2 separate regions of the Homo sapiens genome follow, and region 2 is linked to region 1. A link is an interaction called in ENCODE POLR2A ChIA-PET data of the cell type or tissue named here. Cell type or tissue: MCF 10A. All regions are shown on one strand. Links, peaks and the distances in the headings refer to the core of each region. The heading gives the core; the rest is flanking DNA. Region 1 holds the start of BDKRB1-AS1 (BDKRB1 antisense RNA 1). Region 2 overlaps BDKRB2 (bradykinin receptor B2).

What was found. Peaks named below come from ENCODE experiments on the same cell type or tissue, not always from the same donor. Only the 100,000 strongest peaks of a DNase experiment are listed, where the experiment ranks them.
Region 2: POLR2A ChIA-PET joins it to region 1 with 10 read pairs; 7 of 35 experiments call an interaction of 5 or more read pairs at or near these places.

The regions. Positions count from the first base shown.
Region 1 is chr14:96,267,134-96,271,521 of GRCh38, reverse strand. BDKRB1-AS1 (BDKRB1 antisense RNA 1) reads left to right here and starts at 2,942. Exons shown (of 2, transcript XR_007064322.1): 1 at 2,942-3,153. RefSeq lists an enhancer at 1,668-2,867. In MCF 10A, for the core only: no CTCF peak of the experiment used is centred there; DNase peaks (open chromatin) are centred at 2,321 and 3,911.
Region 2 is chr14:96,214,038-96,218,425 of GRCh38, reverse strand. All of the region lies in intron 1 of BDKRB2 (bradykinin receptor B2), which reads right to left. Among named protein-coding and RNA genes, the nearest start is that of BDKRB2, 11 kb to the right of the region's middle. In MCF 10A, for the core only: no CTCF peak of the experiment used is centred there; a DNase peak (open chromatin) is centred at 2,385.

The sequences.
Region 1 (4,388 bases), core at 300-4,299:
CCAAACATGCCACTTCCTTGTTCAGTCTTCACTGACTCACATGGCCCAGAGGACAACAGTCACTCCTTGGGATTGGCATACATCTTCCAGCCCTTGATTTTGTTGGCTGAGAACTCGCGTGAGGGAAAAGTTGCAGGTGGCCAACACTCTCATTGTCCTACTTAACTTTAAGATCCAGCTCAAGGAACCCCCTTTCCTTCTGGAACTCCTTGCAGCAGACTTCGTCACCCCATGACGAGACATCTCACACTGAGGAATGATCTCTTTTCTTTTCTGCCTCCCTTACATGCAGTGAGCTCCTCAAGGGTGAGTGTGCAGTAGATGCTTCCTGGATTCTTGTTGCAGCCTCCTGCCAAGAGATCCTGCAGCTTCGCTGGGCTCCTCCAGAGACCAGGAACCCACGTCATTGAGGGCCATCAGTTCTATCATGGGACAGCTCTGCCTGTCAAAGAGCCCATCCTTAAATTAAGACAGAAAGTGTTTCTCAGGATTTTTTTCTCTTTGGTCCCTTTGGGGTAACACTAAGTGCATTTGTTCCTCTCTCCACATAAGTCTTATCTTCTGTGGTAAGCCCTCTGCCGCCATGTGTCTGGAGGGTGTGCTGTTGCATCCTCTCACCAGTCTGATCCCTGTCTTTGGAATCAGCCAAGAGCTGGACACAATACTCCTAATGGACCCTGTCCAGTGCTAAATTAAGGGAATATGACCTTCCTCATTTTAGAGGCTATACTCCTTTGAATGCAGCTGAGAGCTGGCAGCTATTTTGGCAGCTACAGTACACTGAGCCCCTTGTTGACTGAAGCCCTGAAATGTCTTCCTCTCGTACTTGCTGGGTCCCAACCAATCCTTCCTGATAGTTTTCTGTCCCCTGAAGCTCCTGAAAAGTAGGCTTGGCTTCCTGTTTACTGCCTTAAACACAATCCTGGCCATAGGGAGTCTCTGCAATCATCATGGCCACTCAAATGAGAACCCTGGCACTCAGGCCTCTTCTCTGACCTCAGCCTGAGACTGAGACCTGTCACCAGGGCCCAGCGGGCATCTTGGGTCTGAACAGAGCCCTTCAGCAGGAGCCCTGCTTACTCGGTGACCTTGGACAAGTCTGCTTGTCTCTGGACCTTGGTTTCTTCATCTGTAAGGCAGAGTGGTTGAACTTAATGATGCATTCTTTTTAAGGTTTTTAGTAGATTTGCATACAGTGATAAGAAAGATGCCTTGTACTCATTCTTTTTTTTTTTTTTTTTCTGAGACAGGGTCTCACTTTATTGCCCAGGCTGGAGTGCAATGGCACAATCATGGCTCACTGCAGCCTTGAACCCTGGGCTCTACTGATTTTCCCACCACATTCTCCCAAGTACCTGATACTACAGGTGTGCACCCCCATGCCTGGCTAATTTTTGTATTTTTACTAGAGACAGGGTTTCACCATGTTGCCTGGGCTGGTCTTTGAACTCCTGGGCTCATGTGATCTGCCTGTCTCGGCCTCCCAAAGTGCTGGGATTATAGGCATGAGCACTGTGCCCGGCCCCATTATTCTTTACTCAGTTTCCCCCAATAGTAACATCTTACACAAGGATCGTGCCATATCACAACCAGGAGAGTGACACGGACACCATTTTTGGGATTTTATTCAGACTGTGCTTTGACATGCATTCATTTCAGTCATAGTTAAAGCCTCTTCTGCTCATAGGAGAAAATGGTTGTTGGTGCTTGCTGGGGTGGCGCTGTCCTGGTGTCTCACATACATCTCTGACCTTCCTCTTGTCCTTTCTCGCCTTTCCTTCCCTTTCTTTGCCCATTACCTCTTTCCAAAAAGGGAATAAGGCCGTCCTTTTGGGTCACTTAATTTTCACAACGACACAGTGAGGCACTGCTCTCCTCATTCCCATTTTACAGATGGGATGCCGAGTTTCGGTGGTCGGCCAGGCCCATGCGGTGGTGGAGTGAGGACTGGAACAGTGGCATGTGTGACTCAGAGACCTGGACCTCTGACCGGCTGCACTGTGCACTCTGCAGCCCCGCGGTGAGGCCCTTCTTGGGCAGGGGCCTGAGCTGGGGGTGGTCCGGGGAGGCAAGAGGATGCTGAGAAGGAATCAAGGGGGTCTGGAGAAAGGGGCTGGGCACAGGGAAAGAGAAGGGCAGGAAGGAGCTGAAGGTGCACAGAGGCCAGAGCGGAGCTCAGCCGGAGCCAAGGCTTGGATCAGCCCTGGTTGGATGCCCAGGCTCCTCGGAGCTGTGGTGGGAGCAGGGGTGGGGAGGAACACTTTCCAGGGCTGCTTCCGACCTGCTCCTCATCAAATTTGTGACTCATCTCCGGAGAGCAAGAGCCTGCCTGTGGCCATTGCAACATCAGGGAGTTTCCCCGAGGCTGGGATTTGGAGGGCCTTAGTGCCACCCACTCCCCATGATGGATTGGGGTGATGATGGGGCAGGGTGGGGGCAGTTTTCTTACCTTCCCACTGCAGAGAGCAGTGAAGGCCACATATGGCCCCTGATCACGCGGTTCTGGAGCCCAGGACAGACCCAGAGCTGGGAACGGATTGGAGTGAAACCTTGTTCTCTCTTTCTACTTGGCCCTTCTCAGGGAGAGAGTGGAAGCCCACATGGGTGCTGGAGCTGGGGATGCTGGAAGACTATTTGCTAATTCCTCCCTCCACCCCAGGTGTTAGCACCACAGGTGTGGCCTGGGCCTGGCCCCATATGGAACACGCCAGGTGAACCTATCAACCAGATCCATGGGAACTCAGATATATTACCTTTTCCCACAGCATCGATCCTTTTAGTCAAGGCAGAAATTTCTCCCTCTGTAAATGAATAACTGGCCTTCCCCACAGAAGGGCAACAGAATTCTACTGTACGGGTTTGCCAGTTTCTCTCCCACTGTGGGGCCATTTGCTGGGCTTCGGTAAACGTTACTTATGTGCGTCTCATAAATCAGGTGTCTGAGTTCTCAGGCTGTGGCTGCAGTCTACCATTGAATTACATCCCGTGAGCAATGTTGTCCGATTTCACCGGCCAGCACGTTCTTCTCGAGTGTGGGATTGGTTTTTGCAAGACCTCGAAAGGATTTTGATAAGCCACCTGCTTAAGGCCGGCTGAAAAAGAAGAAAGGAGGGCATATGTGGGTCAGCTCACTCGGAATAGAAGAGGAATCAGGTATTATTTTCCCTTTCCCACTCTCTATTCCTGCCTGTTCCTGCCTACTTTTGCCACTTTGCCACAGAGCCTTTGCCCAATGAATTCCTGCCTGGGGGCTTGGAAATCACATTGGTGTTGGAGTCAGATGAGTTGGGTGAATCCAGCCTCTGCAGTCTGAGCAGGCACTGCCTTCCTTAGCCTCCTCTTCCTCACCTAGAAAGTGGACATCCTGAAACAGACCTCACAAGGGAGTCAGGCGATTAAATGAGATGACTGAGCCTACTCCTGTGTGTGGCTGCTGAGTCGCACTGGGTGTGCTTGGGCAGGTCTTACTGCTCTCTGTTTCCTAGACTGTATGTGAAGGGATGGTCTGGATGAGGGGTTGCAAACTTAACCTCCCATAGCTTCCATGCGTGTGAACCTGATGGGAGGGCGCCCTGTTCACGGGGCCTCTGCTACACAGCACCAAAGAATTGGAGCCCCGGGGGGACCCTGGAAGGTCAACTCCAAGGGCCCAGGGATGTTCCTCTCTTTTGTTCACTGCCATATTTTCAGTGCCCAAAACAGTGTCTGACAAAGTAGATGCTTAATAAATATCTGCTGAATGAATGAAATTGAATCAGTGTTGCTGGATGTTCCAAACTTTCAAAAGAAACTGGAAAGCTGGCTCCCAATGGGGAGTTTCAGTACTGGTAACCAACTCAAGAGCCTGGGGGCTTGGAGTTTTAAAAAATACCATGTGGTTCAAATTAAACACATGTGCAGGCTGGATCTTGCCTGTTGGCTCAGCTCCAGGCCTTCTGACGACACTCTGCTCTCCAGGAAACCTGCAGGGGCTGGAACACTGATCACAGGGTTATCACTGATGAGGTCCTGGTGGCCCAGCCGCTGCCAGCCTCTCAAACCCTGTCTCCAGGCTCCAAGAACATGGCATTCTTTCCATTCCTGGAATGAATGAGTCTTTGCTGCTATTCTGTGAGGACCAGCCCTTCCCGTGCAGCTGTGGGGACTGCCATTCTCCCCATTCCCCCAAGTGTCTTGGAGTCCAGTCACTACACCCTCTCCCCCACTCCATGGAAACTGACCTTGGAATGGCCTCCTGGCCCACGGACTCTCTCCTCCCCAGGGCCTGACAATGTCCCGCCTGCCTGTGAGGGCCCAGGTAGGGCCCACCCACCACCTGACCTCTCCATTCTCTATGTTGTCTCCAACCTCCTTCTTCTTCCCTCTACTTCAGCCACCTGGTGCCAGGG
Region 2 (4,388 bases), core at 150-4,149, 53 kb after region 1:
TGAAGAGCCTTGGCTAAGGTCATCCCACTATGAAGTGGATGGGGATGTGGTAGAATTAGCACTTAGGGGTCTCAAGTGCAAAAGCGCTTTGTAAACCATCAAGGACCACAGACATGCTAGAGCCAAAGAAGTTGGAAAAATCTCACCATTTAGATATTTTTAGTCCAAGCTTAACAAGTAAGGAAACTAAACCTCTGAGAGGGAGGTGACCTGTCCAAAGTCATGCACGAGCATCTCAACCCTGCCCGTCTGCACTTTCCACAATCCCAGAGTGGCACTCATTCCTTAGTGGCAGCGGGCACTGCACTCGACAGCTCATGCCATGGTGGGTTTGCACGACAGTCCTTTCCCTGAGCCTCACGATTGTCCTGGAGGAACTTGTTATGCCCATTTACAGGTGAAGGAACTGAGGCTCAGCAAAGGGAAGTGATTTATCCCATCTCACAGGCTCGTAAGTGGGGACCTGGGTGACTCTGCATACAAAACCACCAGAGAGATGAAAAGAACCGAGAAAGAGCCGGGTTGATTGTGGTCAAAAGCGTAAGGCAGACCTGGTTGGAGGAGTCTGGAGCCTGGGGCTCAGAAGGGACTTAGGGATCGCTGCCTGATTTTTGGTCATCCAGCAGTTATAGGGCCGCCTCCTTAGAGCCTGGGGGCTTCCTGGATGCATAGCCTGTCCCTGCCTCGGGGCTCCCAAGACAGGTGCTCTGGCTGGCGCTACTGGGAGAGTGAGGAGGTGACAACAAGGTCTGGGATAGACCCCCAGCCCCCCACTTCACCTCTCTGAACCTGGGCTTCCTCATCTGCAAGATGGGGGACCCAGTTGTTATGGCAGTGAAATGAGGTAGTGCCACCAGACGCCTAGCCCAGGGGCTGGCATGGAGCCAGCGTCCATCTGGGACAGCTGCCCTCAGTGTTGCTATTGCTATGGTTATTTTTATTATTAGACTCAACAATATGCCTTTGAGCAGGTGGCTTTCACTCTTTGGGCCTCAGTTTCCCCATCTCTAGGGCAAAGGAGGATGATAAGATAGATTATTTTGTAAAATCCTTCCAGCTGTGACCGTCTGCGGTGACTAGCTTTCTTAAATCTGTTCATTCTGGTGCCAGGTGGGCCTCACCATTGTAGTGACTTCCTCTGAATACATACTGCAGTGTCAGTGTTTGCACATGCATGCACAGAGACACACATATGCTGTCCTTTTTCTTCACACTATCTCGATTGTCACACACCATCAGTCCCTTGAGCACAGAACAGGGTGTTTGCTTATCTGAATCTCTGGTCCTGGGGAAGCGCAGCTATCACTGAATGTTTGCTGAGCTGAGTTAGTTGCCTTTGGTAGTAGTTAGTTCCCTGTCACTAAAGGTATTCAAGTAAAGTCTAGGCAATGTTTCTGGTGAATTTGGACCAGGATTACTTAAATTCTATAGATTTAAGCCCTAGGGCTATGTATAGCTACCCCACTCAATGCCACAGCCCCTCACTCCTTGGGCTTTCTGGTTCAAGACACACATTTTACATTTGTAGGATGTGCCGATTGTATATCAGATGTGTGGGCCTAATTTTCCCATAATCTTCCAAACAGTGCTGTAGGATCTCCTCCTCCTCCTCCTCCTTCTTCTTCTCCTACTTCCTCCTCCTCCTCCTCCTCCTCCTTCCTCCTCCTCCTCCTCCTTCCTCCTCCTCCTCCTTCCTCCTCCTCCTTCCTCTTCCTCCTCCTTCCTCCTCCTTCCTCCTCCTCCTCCTTCTTCTTCCTCTTCTCCTCCTTCTTTCTTCCTCTTCTCTCTTCTTTTTCTTTTGTTGAAACAGGATCTTGCTCTGTTGCCCAGGCTGGAGTGCAGTGGTACAATTATAACTCACCATAGCCTCTACCCACCGGGTTCAAGCGATCCTCCCACCTCATCCTTCCAAGCAGCTGGGACCACAGCTCCTGCCACCACAGCTCACTAATTTTTAAATTTTTTTTTAAAGATGGGATCTTGCCCAGGCTTGTCTCGAACTCCTGGCCTCAAGTGACCCTCCTACCTTGGTCTACCAAAATGCTTCATTTACAGGCATGAGCTACCATGCCTGGCCTACTTCTTGCGGGGAGGTGGGAGGTACAGAAGAGTTCTGTTCCCTGTTATATAAAGGCCCACCCTCCAGGAACTGTGATTTGTAGCTCAGTTGGTAGGAGGGGTCTTGCAACCTGGCCCGAGGCAGTGACTAAGGCACAGGCTATATGTGGGGCCCTGGGGTTTGTCATCTCTGCTGCTAACAAAGGTGGAAAATTCCTACTTCCTGAGCTGAGATTGAGGATTCTGACATGCATGAGCTTGCCTACTTTCCTTGGTATTTCATTTTTGGAGCCAGAAACAAAATCCTCCCAGATGCTCTGCTTGGCTCCTGTGAGTCTGACCTGCAGGCCTGTGTCTGGCAGAGGGCACGCAACAGTGGCTCACCTCCCACTCGCACTGCGCAGGGGCTGACACAGGGAGAACGGGAGTCATAGCTCTGTGTCTGCGCTTACTGCAGTGCCCTTAACCTCTCTGAGTCTCAGTTTCCTTATCTGTAAGATGGGATAGATTATTGCTACTCAGTTTCCTTATCTGTAAGAAGGGATTGATTATTAGTAGATGCCGAATCAATGTTAGGGATGACTATTAATAAGAAATTGCATCTGATGAGATGCCAGCTCCTCTGTCTCCAAGGACCTGCCTTTTCTTCCTGTTTCTGATTCCTGCAGAAACTCCTGTAGCCAAGACAACATAAAAATAATCTAGTTTGCAAGTATTTAATGAGCCACTTACAGACTGTGAGAGGAAAGCAGATGGCAGCTTCCAATGTCTTCTCTGAATAGGGTCAGACAGGAGGAGAGGGTTTAGTGGCTCCCAAACCTGTCTCTAGATCATTTAATATTTGGATAATTCAGTGAAGAAAACCCAGAACCTTCAACCCCCTCCCTTTTTTTTTTGTTTGGCATTTTTGAAAATAATCAAAAGGACAGGAAAAGCTTTATGCACAGAGATGTTCCTCATCATGCAGAAGAAGGGTCACAGGAAACAACCTAAATGTTTAGGACCAGGCAGTTGGTTAAATACATGATCTTATATCCATTCAACAAATGTCAAGCAGACATGAAAAAAGGATGCTTCTAAGAGTTCACCAAAAATGAGAGAATGTTTCTGATAACATGTTAGGGGAACAAAAAGCTGGGTAACCAAATTGTACATACAACAAAGTTCAAAAGTTGAGAAGGCAAAATACCAAATTATTACTGGCGCTGGTTGTCTTTGAGCATGGGATCATAGGTTGCTTTTGGGTTTTCTTTACTGTTTGTCATGGTATCCAAGTTTTCTGTGAAGAACATATATTCCTTTGGCAATAAAAATATTTAAATAAGCCAAGTGTTTGGAATGAATTATGGGTTTATTTACGTAAAAAAGATAATCAGCCAATTTGTGCTTAAAGGAACTCTCTTAGGTCTACAGCTGCCCCCCTGGCAGCTCTGATGCATTCGCTGCTGCAGAAAAGCCTGAACCCAGCCTGATTTTTCTTGCTTTATGGATTGCCTGTCCCCGCCCCCACCAACTCCCCAACCTCCAGTCAATCTGGATGCTTATAGTATTTTCTTTTTCTCTTTTCCATTCAAAAGTGCTGTCAGATGTATTTAGGGGACACTGTCTCGTCTCACCCCTTTTCATAACCTGTGAGCCGGGCAAGGCACCATTGCATAGGTGAGGGCTTGGAGGCTGGAGAGATGAGGGACTGGGACTCAAACCACATTTCGGGATTTGGGGACATCTCCTGGCTGTGCCCTGAGGCCACCCCGACTCTGGCATGTGAGGCAAACCTGCTGTACAACGAAGGGGTCTGGACGAGGGAGTCTCACCAGGGGTGTTCAAATCCCAGCTCTGCCGGTCACTAAGGGAGGGACTGTAAGTGTGTGGCCTCCTGTCAGAGCCCAGGTCCCCGCTTGTGGGATAAGGAGCATTGTCCCCGGCAGGAGGGCTGTTGTGAGGATCCAGTGTGGTCATCCCTGGCACTCAGGAATCCTTCCTGTTGGTTCCCGTCCTCTCTCAGGAATGACAGTCGCCTCCTCTTTCCCCCAAATCCACAGATTGTTCTGTCAAGTGATGGGCCTGGGTGCCCTCACCTCCACCCCCTCAGCCACAGACACCACAGTCCAAACAGACTCCCGGAAGATATGGCCCAGACCACTTGCAGGGAAAGTCCCTGCGGCTGTACTCATCCTCATGGAAAACATGAGGACTGGCGGGGACTGGAGGGCAGGGAGTGAGGGGACATGCAGGGTGCCCCCGTCACAGGGCAGAGGGCTCTGACTGGGGCTTTTGGATCACCGCCCACCATGGGGAGGCCCAGGCAAGGGACTCATGCTCCTACCCAT